2 separate regions of the Homo sapiens genome follow, and region 2 is linked to region 1. A link is a loop called in an ENCODE intact Hi-C map of the cell type or tissue named here. Cell type or tissue: PC-3. All regions are shown on one strand. Links, peaks and the distances in the headings refer to the core of each region. The heading gives the core; the rest is flanking DNA. Region 1 holds the start of LOC105375434. Region 2 overlaps FBXL13 (F-box and leucine rich repeat protein 13).

The links. Hi-C counts contacts between places; a loop is a spot of excess contacts. Peaks named below come from ENCODE experiments on the same cell type or tissue, not always from the same donor. Only the 100,000 strongest peaks of a DNase experiment are listed, where the experiment ranks them.
Region 2: a loop joins it to region 1, with 2.6 times the contacts of the local background. A loop is called at or near these places in 1 of 110 quality-filtered maps.

Annotation. Positions count from the first base shown.
Region 1 is chr7:103,139,947-103,145,328 of GRCh38, forward strand. All of the region lies in intron 1 of NAPEPLD (N-acyl phosphatidylethanolamine phospholipase D), which reads right to left. LOC105375434 reads left to right here and starts at 1,820. Exons shown (of 3, transcript XM_047421168.1): 1 at 1,820-1,895. The coding sequence starts at 1,820. It also overlaps the pseudogene RPL19P12. In PC-3, for the core only: no CTCF peak of the experiment used is centred there; DNase peaks (open chromatin) are centred at 2,295 and 2,725; H3K4me3 peaks cover 881 bases; H3K27ac peaks cover 2,593 bases.
Region 2 is chr7:102,989,522-102,994,903 of GRCh38, forward strand. The region is part of intron 7 of FBXL13 (F-box and leucine rich repeat protein 13); the gene reads right to left. Among named protein-coding and RNA genes, the nearest start is that of NFE4, 19 kb to the left of the region's middle. RefSeq lists enhancers at 1,995-3,194, 2,221-2,515. In PC-3, for the core only: no CTCF peak of the experiment used is centred there; a DNase peak (open chromatin) is centred at 2,340; H3K27ac peaks cover 3,420 bases.

The DNA.
Region 1 (5,382 bases), core at 249-5,248:
GTTTAAGAATAGCAGAAAGTTTGTAGCAAATTATAAAAGCATATTAAAAATGAATATAACTAAAATATGCTTGAATGGGTTATCAGGAAAAACCACATTACCAGAAGATGGGGCAAAAGAATTGAAAACATCTTAAAATAAATGCTTCCCAACTTTGCCCCTCATCATCCTAAACCTCAGTTTCATAATTCCTAGCCCAGTCTCTGGCACACAGTACATAGTAAGCACTGAATAACTAAGCCACTGTTTCATTATGCTATAAACAGTAACAGTTTTAATGAGATAGTAGGATATACATGTATACCATTTTTGCATTTCTACACTAATGTGATAAGGAAGCTGAGGGAAATGGTATGAATAAACTGAAGCAGAATAAACTCTGGAATGTGTTTTTGTTCTATTTGAGTAAGAGAAGGCCTGATCTTGGAATTCACAGAACTCTTTTTTTTTTTTTTTTTTTTTTTGAAACAGAGTCTTGCTCAGTCGCCCAGGCTGGAGTGCAGTGGCGTGATCTCGGCTCACTGCAAGCTCCGCCTCCCGGGTTCACGTCATTCTCCTGCCTCAGCCTCCCAAGTGGCTGGGACTACAGGAGCCCGCCACCACGCCCGGCTAATTTTTTTGTATTTTTAGTAGAGACGGGGTTTCACCATGTTAGCCAGGACGGTCTCAATCTCCTGACCTCGTGATCTGCCCGCCTTGGCCTCCCAAAGTGCAGAACTCTTAATTCAAAACAGGATTCCTACCCGACCTCATAGTTCCTTGTGGCCTCACTAACCCTCCTGGAGTCACCAGAAGGCTCTCATTAGCTCAGAAGACTCATTGATAGTCTCCTGATTCTGAAAATAATAATCTACCTGACTTCCCTTTATCTCCCTTCACTGGCCCAAGGAGCAGAAGCTGAAAACTCATGATACTAATGGTGGCCACATGCAGACTCAGCACTTTTCCCAGAGCTTGAAGCTCCAGTTAAACAGATTCTTTTGCTCAAAGGAAAAATTTCCCACAATGGGAGCTGGCAAAATAGGCAAGCAAGGCCAGCTCTACATAAATCACGAGTAAATAAGTTTCCCCTAAAGCATTTCAGTATTCTTGCCTCTCTTACCCAAGTGACTCTACTATCATATTGTTCCCCCCATCTGCTTTTTCCATGGCCAAAACAGGTTTTCAAGAAAGATCTGATTTCCAGTGTGTGACAGATAAGGAACAAAGTGCAAATCCTCCCTAGATCATTTCCAGTCCACATGGGTACAAGCCCTGAAACCTCAAATGTACATCAGAATTACCTGTGGAGTTGTTTTTTTTTTTTTTTTTTTTTTTTTGCAAGCAGATAAAGGCTTATTTTACTTTAATGGCTGATCTATGTAATCACGGAGGCCAGTATGTACACACAAAGGGGCAGCTTTTATTTCTTGGTCTCTTCCTCCTTGGACAAAGTCTTGATGATCTCCTCCTTCTTGGCCTGGAGGTGCTCTTCATAGCTCTTGTGTGCTTCCTTGGTCTTAGATCTGCGGGCCTCAGCCTGATCAGCCAGGAGCTTCTTGCGGGCCTTGTCTGCCTTCAGCTTGTGGATGTGTTCCATGAGAATCTGCTTGTTTTTTAACACATTCCTCTTCACCTTCAGGTACAGGCTGTGATACATGCGGCGATCAATCTTCTTAGATTCACGGTATCTTCTGAGCAGCCGGTGCAGAATCCTCATTCTCCTCATCCACGTGACCTTCTCTGGCATTCGGGCATTGGCTGTACCCTTCCGCTTACCTATGCCCATATGCCTGCCCTTCCGGCAGGCCAAGGTGTTTTTCCGGCATCAAGCGGGGGAATGGACCATCACAGGCTTGCGGATGATCAGCCCATCTTTGATCAGCTTCCGGATCTGCTGACGGGAGTTGGCATTGGTGATTTCATTGGTCTCATTGGGGTCTAACCAGATATTCTTCTTGCCACAGCAGAGGACACTAGAGGCAAGCCTCTTCTGAAGCCTGAGCATACTCAAGGCTGCAGCCACAGCAGCGAAAGGAAAGAGCTCCCCTGTGGAGCTTTTTAAACTACACCAGAGGCTACTGAATCAAAATGTCAGGTGGGGCAGTTTCTCTAGATAATTTTTAAAAGTTCTGTGGGTGTTTCTGATATACAGGCAGGGTTGAGAACCACTGCTTTAAATCATTAGTCATTTGGCACAAAGTAAGACAAGCATTTAGGAAGGATCAAAGGGATTTTCTGGTATGCCAGAATTTATGCTAGCCTGGCAGCTGCCTACCGTAAAGCCAACTCTTACTTCCTGTTCAGCACTCCAAGTTAGAGAGGCAGCATCATCCTGAAACTGCTATACAGTGGGATGGGAAGACTAACCACATTGCTAGGTAGAAAGTTTAACAGGGGCCAGGCATGGTGACTCATGCCTGTAATCCCAGCATTTTGGGAGGCCGAGGCAGGTGGATCATTTGAGGTCAGGAGTTCGAGACCAGCCTGGCCAACATGGTGAAACCCCATCTCTACTAAAAATACAAAAAATAGCCAGGCATGGTGGCAGGCGGCTGTAATCCCAGCTACTTGGGAGGCTGAAGTGGGAGAATCACTTGAACCAGGGAGGCAGAGGTTGCAGTGAGCCAAGATCGTGCCACTGCACTGCAGCCTGGGTGACAGAAAAAAAGAAAGTTTGACAGGGCAAGGCTTGTACTCAATCCAACTGAGTCACAAATTTGACTCTGTGCCCCCAGGAAGCCAAGTCAAAAAAAGGGAAATATAATCAGTAATGATTCACATTGTCAATAACACAAAGCAGCCTGTACACAATGAGTGCACAATATTTATGGAATGAATAAATGAAAAAACCAGAGCTTAAACTCCTAATCACTCTTCATTAGGATACAGTTAATTGTTTTTTAAAAGATCTCCTGCTAGGAGTCAAATAATAGAAGCAAAAATGACCAGAAGACAGAGAGACAAAAGTCAACAGTGGAGATCCCCACCAACTCTGCTAACAAAAATTAAAACTGGCCAGGTACAGGGGCTCACACCTGTAATCCCAACACGTTGGGAGGCCAAGGCAGGCAGATCACTTGAGCCCAGGAGTTCAAGACCACCCTGGGCAACATAGTGAGACTCTGTCTCTACAAAAAAAAAAACAAAAAAACAAAAAAACAAACACACACACGCAAAAATTAGCCAGGTGTGGCGGGCTGAGATAGGAGGATTGCTTGAGCCCAGGAGGTCAAGGCTGTAGTGAGCCGTGATCATGCCACTGCACTCCAGCCTGGGTGACAGAGCAAGAGCTTGTCTAAGAATAAATAAATAAACATAAATAAATAAAAATAGAAAAGTCTTGGGGAATAATTGAGTAGTTAAATTCTATGTGGTAAAGCGGCAGCACAGTGGTAAAGACGAAAAGATGCCTGCCATAAAATCTAGTGTTCTTTAATCTGTCATGTATTTAGAAAAAAAAAAAATCTTCTCTTCCTTTTCTTCTCAGTAACAGAACCCGTTTTACTTAGGGTAACTATGCATCAGCTAAATGATGACATTTCTCAGCCTTCTAGCTAGGGATGGCCAGGTTGGTGACACTTTGAACAATGTGATACGAGCCTTTTATGGTGCTTCCAGAAGTCTCCTTAAGGGAAAGGGAGGCATTCTTCTCGATTTGTCCTGCATCTGGCTACCTGGAGCCATCTTGAGCCAGGAGGGTGCCACATCCAAGGAATGGCATCGAGGAGAGCCAGAAGGACTTCAGGGCCCACCATACCAAGCCTGAACTGTCCAACTTTGGACTTCTTTCATGTGTAGGAAAAACATATTTGAGCAATCTTTCAAATCACAACAAATTAATCCTAACTGATACGATTACCGTAACTGGGAGGTTCAGGTTTAGGGGAGCTATAAAAACACCAATGGTAACAAATGCCCAAAATACAGCTTTCCTAATCCATATGTGGGTGCCTTGATCAACACACTGCAGCCTTGAACTCCTGGCCTCAAGCAATCCTCCTGCCTTGACCTCCTAAAGTGCTGGGATTACAGACAGGAGCCACGGCACCTGGTCCATTTATCATTTACTAAGCATTTACTATGTACCAAGCACTTTAGATAATTATTATCCTCATGCTATAGGTGATGTAAAAGAGGCTCACAGAGTTTAATAGCTTCCATAAAGCAATAAAGTTGTTAACAGTTGGATCTAGGGATGAAACCCAAGTTGACCAGATGCCAAAGCCCATGCTCTTTCCACTAATCATGTTGAATCTACAAGGAAAATTCAATAAATTTATCTTGAGTAGATACCTAGGTTCTAAAGTTAGTAGCATTTTGCAAACAGTTATGGTCTCACTGACAAGGCTCACCTTTTCTTTTGTTTTGTTTTTTTGGCTTTCAACAAAATTTTCTCCCCTTTTGCAAAGTAAAAGGTACTTGGGAGATGCTCAATAAATACTAGTTCTCTTATAAATATAATTGCCCCTTTAATTTTACATGAAGAAGGTTTCAAATGCTATAACTTTCATTACTCAATTTTTCTAATTTACAGTTACATTGAAAAGAACCATCAACAAATAATTGGTTCTGTATTTTAGTCACATAAACAAAATACACATGGTACCTTGAAGACATTTCCTTTGCTTTCAAAAGGTGTCTCAGTTTATCCAGCATAAAACCACCTAACATGTTATCTTTCAAGCTGGGGAGAATGGCTAGTCAAGTCCCATAAAGAGAAACTGTCAGGTAGGAGGATCAACATATCTAGTTTGCCTGAGGATTTCCCAGTGTTAACATTTAAAGTCCTGCATCTTAGGCCAGGTGTGGTGGCTCACACCTGTAATCCCAGCACTTTCAGAGGCTGAATGAAGCAAGCAGATCATTTGAGGCCAGGAGTTCGAGACCAGCTTGGCCAACATGGCAAAACTCTGTCTCTACTAAAAATACAAAAATTAGCCAGGCATGGTAGTGCATGCCTGTAGTCCCAGCTACTCAGGAGGCTGAGGCACAAGAATTGCTTGAACCTGAAGGTGGAGGTTGCAGTAGGCTGAGATTGAGCCACTGCACTCCAGCCTGGGCAACACAGCAAGACTCTTGTCTCAAAAAAAAAAATTCCTGCATCTTGGGAACTCCCTTGGTTCTGGGAAAACCTGGAGGGTTGATCATTCTATGTCTCAGGTGACCATATAAATGCATAGTCATATCTTCAAAAAAATTTATAAATGTGTGCGCAGTTTAAACTAAATTGAAGATGAAGATTATAAAGTAAGATGTGAAGGTATTCGGGTGGCTAAGCAAAAGAAAAAAATTATAATGCTATACGTAATCAGGCTTAACTAAGACAATGTTGCTAAGAATACCAAAAAAGTTTATTAGATCAAATTCTTCATTCTGATGATATTCAATATGTGCATCATC
Region 2 (5,382 bases), core at 272-5,271, 150 kb before region 1:
GAAAGAACTAGGCTTGCAATTCAGCTCCTGCTCCACCCTGCCTTGACCTGAATGCAAGATGCATGCATCCTGGTCTGCTCTCAGCAGCATAGGGAGGCCTGCAGTTGTTCAGCTGTGCAGTGACCGAGGGGCGAGTCTATCTGATTCAGGGATGAAAGAATGAAGTAGTATCCTTTGTCAGTGATCTTAAGTCATAGTCTCCTATCAGCTGTATCAGAAAATATGTCCACTTCCATCTCTCTATTTCTCAATTGGTTCCAAACTCAGATACGGAAGAGGGTGCCCTCTAAAACCTCAAGAACATCTGTGAGGAATATTTTCCTGTAAAAGAGGTTGGATCACATAACTCTAAAATTGCTGTATATGTAGAATTCAGTGACTCTTACTTTTCAGATACTTCTAGGACCTTCTAACTTAATGTCTCATTGACATTTCAAATTCACTGAATCCAAAATTAAGTTTCTCTTTCCCCAAAACCAGTTGACTCTCCCGACATTACTGCACATCATAAGTAGCACTGGCTTCACATTCATCAAGATTTAAAAGGTTAAAGTTTCCAAATAATAGGTAAATTGGAAATGTCCTTATCATGATTCCAAAGCAATGCCGACACCAGAGAGTGGTGGGTGAAAGCCTAGCTGTGACTGCCATGACCTAGTAAGAATGTAGGGCAAAGAGAGAGAGCCAAAGCCAACATCTGGAGGTACAGTCAGACCAGAGCCAACATCTGGGTGTGAGGAGAGAGCAAGAAACCTATCCTGAGGATAGAGAAATAATTCCCAGAGAAAAGAAACAGGAAATGTCATGCCACAGAAGCCCAGAATCAAGTGCTACTGAAAAAGCAAGACAAGAAGGGATCATAGGCAATCAGATTTGATGATTAAGAAATTCCTGGGACCTTGATGAGACCAAGTTTGTAATAGTGGAGCTGAAAAGAAAACATCATTTTTCATTCGATCATTCAACCAATATTTATTGGGCATCTACAGATTGTGAATTCAAAGCAGGTAAGACACTGTCCCTGTCCTCAAGGCACATATAGTCCAAGAAGAAAACACAAAATAGGCCATTATAAGAGAGTAAAAAGTATCTCAAGAGGGACTCTGGGAACAGAGAGGAAGGGTAACTAACCAAGACTGAGAGAGAGGACAGAGGATCAAAGGTAGCCTTTCTGGAAGAGATGACATCTGAGCTGAGCCTAAGCAGGACTGAGTAGGGCAAGGAAGAAGAGGAGAGAGCCTACAAAGAGAGCACGTGATGGGTGAAGGCATATGGCCAGAGAGGGTGCCTTGAACTTGGGTAACATGGAGTAACTCCACATGGCTACAGCCAAGGGCTCGTCTGGAGCAATGATGGAGAATGCAGCTGAGAGGTAGTGGAGGCTAGAACTGGAAATCCTCATGCAGCATGTTAAAGCCAACAGAGTTCAGGAGAGATTTTAACCAGGAAGTGACATGAATAAATGTGATCTGAGAAAGACAACTCTGGTGGACAAATGAAAAATAAGTCAGGTGGTCAAAGTCAACAGTCAAGAGTAGATGCCAGAAGACAAATTCAGTAGCTTTGAATTTGATAGTAATGTCACTAATAGACAATGAGTGCCAGAGAGAATGGAGAGAAGAAAGAAAGTGAAATTACATGCTAAAAAGAAAAAAATATGCAGTAGGGGGTAAAAGAGAGAAGTCAAAGATATTTCCAAATTCTGGCCAAGTCAGCTGAGTAGATGATAGTGCCATTCATTGAGAAACAGGATACAAGAGACAGGGTTGGACAGGATATGGGGGAAAAGGAAGGTTGGAGGAAGAAAATGATGAGTTCTGTTTTGGTAATGATGAATTGGCTTGTGCCTTTGGAACACCCAGGTAGAGACTGTTTAAAGCAGTTTTTGAGTGTCACAGTGGGCAGGTGGGAGGTAGTGTCAAGAAGTCTGCCAACACATAACAGGAGAAAAATAGAATACTTAGCAGCATTGAGAAATGATTTATAGGAAAGGAGTGAGTCAAACACATTTTTAGACATGAAGGAATAAATCAATAGAAAGAAAGAAATTTAAGATCATAGGACCAGGGAAGGCATGGGAAAGAGCAAGTTGGCAGTTCTCTCCTGTTTAATGTTACCTTGTAGTGCAATAAAAGGAGGGCTGTCTTTGGAACATAAAACACGGACTCTTGAGTTAATTGATAAATTGCTTCAATGCAAATCACAAGCCACCTGAAACAGATGGTAAACTGCTAAAATAAATTAGGTTCCACCAACCATTCCAATGGAACATTGTATGATATGGAAAGAAAAATACTTAACAAGACAGGAAGCATGAGTCAGGAATAAGTGGTGCGCAGTGTGAGTCATGCCTGTAAGATCAATAAAGAAGCTGGCTCTGCTCCTGACTGCATTACTTCTGAGCCTCCTACCCCTCCAGTCACCCAGTCTCAATGCTGCCCTATCACCCTCCTCACTCATTCTTTCACTCCAGATACTATGGGTCCCAGAATTCTGTTAATGCTTTGGTTCTCACATGGGTCCTTTTTTTTAATTTCCCACTGATACTATCCTAATGCTCTTAGAGAAATCTGTCTACCTCCAGACTTCATCCAACCCCCTTGACCCACCCAAGGCAGGGGGAGGGTGAGGGAAGAACAGTGAAGGGAGAAAAAGAACAGCTTTATAAGTCTGCCATCATGTTACTGGCTTGCAGTGGTCCCTCACTGCCTACTGGTTAAAACCCATCTCCTAAGTGGATACTCAAGGCCTCAACAACGCAGACCCAACCCACCTTTCCAAACACATCTTGTTACTGTCAACTTAAATTCTCTATCATCTCCTTTTTACAAATGAGACAATTTAGAAACAGAAACATTAAGCAGCATGCCCAGCCACAGCTGTCACACAGCTAGTGACAGAAGCGGCCACCCAGACTCCAGGGCACATTCTCCCCATTTCCATGTGGCTGCCTCTTACTGGGGTATAGTTTTTTGTCTTTCATATGCTAGATCATTTTGCAAGGGTGGTCCTGCTAAAATTAATAGAACTGCTTCTGCAATTTAAAAGTCATGAAAACTTTAGATCAAAATCACTTGTAAACTTTTTCCCTTTTTGGGAGGGGGATGGGGTCTCACTCTGTCACCCAGGCTGGAGTACAGTGGCACAGTCACAGCTCACTGCAGCCTCAACCTCTCCAGACTTAAGCAATCCTCCCACCTCAGCCCATCGAGTAGCTGGGACTACAAGACATACGCCAGCACATCTGGCTAATTTTTGTATTTTTCATAGAGACACAGTTTTGCCATGTTGCTCAGGTTTCTCTGGAACTTCTGGACCCCAGCGATCCACCTGCCTGTGCCTCCAAAAGTGCTGGGATTACAGGCATGAGCCACCACGCCCAGCCTGTAAACACTTTAACAGAGACAGCGATTAAGACTAAAGTGATGAAAGTGAGGTCTATGGGTAGAGCAATGTTCCACCAAAAATCAACTGTTCCCAAAGTGACTTCTAGATGTTTTGTTTCATTTGCTTTTTCACCCACACCACAACTTGAGCCAATATCCACATACTTCCTTGATAGAGCAATGTGGTTGTGGAACCTTTCCTTATCTGAAGTTCACACAGTACACAGCTATGAAACCTGGAACCACTGTCTGCATTGGTGAAATGAGGTCAGACTGACCCCTGAGGTTATCAAAACATAGATCTGAAAAGTCACTGGGAATATTCTTTTGTTTTACAAGTAATTCTAAGTAATTTAATCAAACAGGCCTGAACCATCTGGCTCTTTTACAACATGGTACTAGTTTTAATAGCTATCCATGTTTCTTTTCTTCCCCAAGTGAGAAAATGAGTCATCAACACAGTAAAATCTGAAGGTGATTTTATAACCGTTTGCAAGTCCACATGACATATATCTTTTACAAACAAGAAGTCATAGTTGTTTAAAATGAAGACAACCCTAAAGCAACACTTACATTATTAAACTAATCAAGTAATTTTACATTTTAAGAAACTGCATTACTTAACTATTTTAGAGTTTCCAAATTCATCAGCATAAGGCTTTTCTCTGTGTTGCTTGCCAAACTACACAGAAGGAAAAAAAAAAACCAAACTTGTATTTTCACGGAAAACAGTCTTTGCCAACCCTCCCACTAGCTCTAAGTTTGGCCAACAGTTTGACTGATAGTGTATGAGCCCTACCATCTGCTAACTAAGCAGCATTTCCTAACGGGTAAATGATACTAAGAAAAATGGTTGCAAAACAGAACCTGACTTGTTTTCATGAGTTGATGTAACTGAACCTAAAATGCAAGACTACAGTTTGTTATGTGTATTCTAAGAAAGTTCAAATTGTATCCCAATCCAAATTGCTGGTTTCAATTATTCCTTCAAAACATTAAACAGCCTGTATATAAAAAACCTCAATTTATTTAAAAAACTAACACTTCTAACCATTTTAAATAAGGTTCAGACCAAATTCACATCACATTTTTGTTTTCACACCTTTCCTTCTCAAGTCCCTGAGTTAGTGAACCAGATTAAATGCCATTTAAAAAGTATGATTTAAAAAATTAACTTTGCAAATCTATTATACATTAATAAGCATAACAAACCCAACCATTCAAGATATTAGTCTTAGAATAATTAACTTATATGTTTATATGCTATTATATAAATCTACTCTTATTACTTGTGCATTTTTAATGAACATTCTGCACATTATTTGGGGAAATTTTGAGGATATCTATAAAAATAATACTGGCTTTTTTTTCTGTCATATCAAGATTTAGTAACTTTAAAAAAGTTACCCTTGTTTTTTTAAGGACAGGACAACTAAACAGATGTATAATATTCTTAATTATTGCTTTTTGTCTCATGAAATATTAATATATATTCTATTTCTTTAGAATTCTCCAAGAGGAAAAAAAAAAGATATAGAGGCTATAAGCTTAGCCAAGGACACAGAAAAACCAGGTCCTGCCCTCAGTTTTGTAGTTGTCTGACTTTGGGGATGTGAAAAAAGTTATCTGAAAAGGAATTTCGAGAAGAGAGACTTTATTCCAGTGAACAGTTTCCAAACGGGGAAGACAAACCCTTCAGTGGAAACAAAAGATACATTAAAGAAAAAAGGAGGGTTTCGCTTTTATAGTTAAAATTCCCACCCAGCTTTCCACTCAGGTCCTCTTATGCAAATACAGAATTCAAACTGGCTTAGTTCTGATTGGTTGACACTTGCAGAGTTCTGATTGGTCAATGCTGCTGGCTTCTGATTGGTCAGTGCAGGCTACACTCTATTGGTTGGTTCAGGCCACGTGGACAGAAACTGTTAGCTATGACAACCCCAAAGTTAAGCAGATGTGTAGGTTTTCTGGGAACTCAGAGTATGTGTGTGAGCTC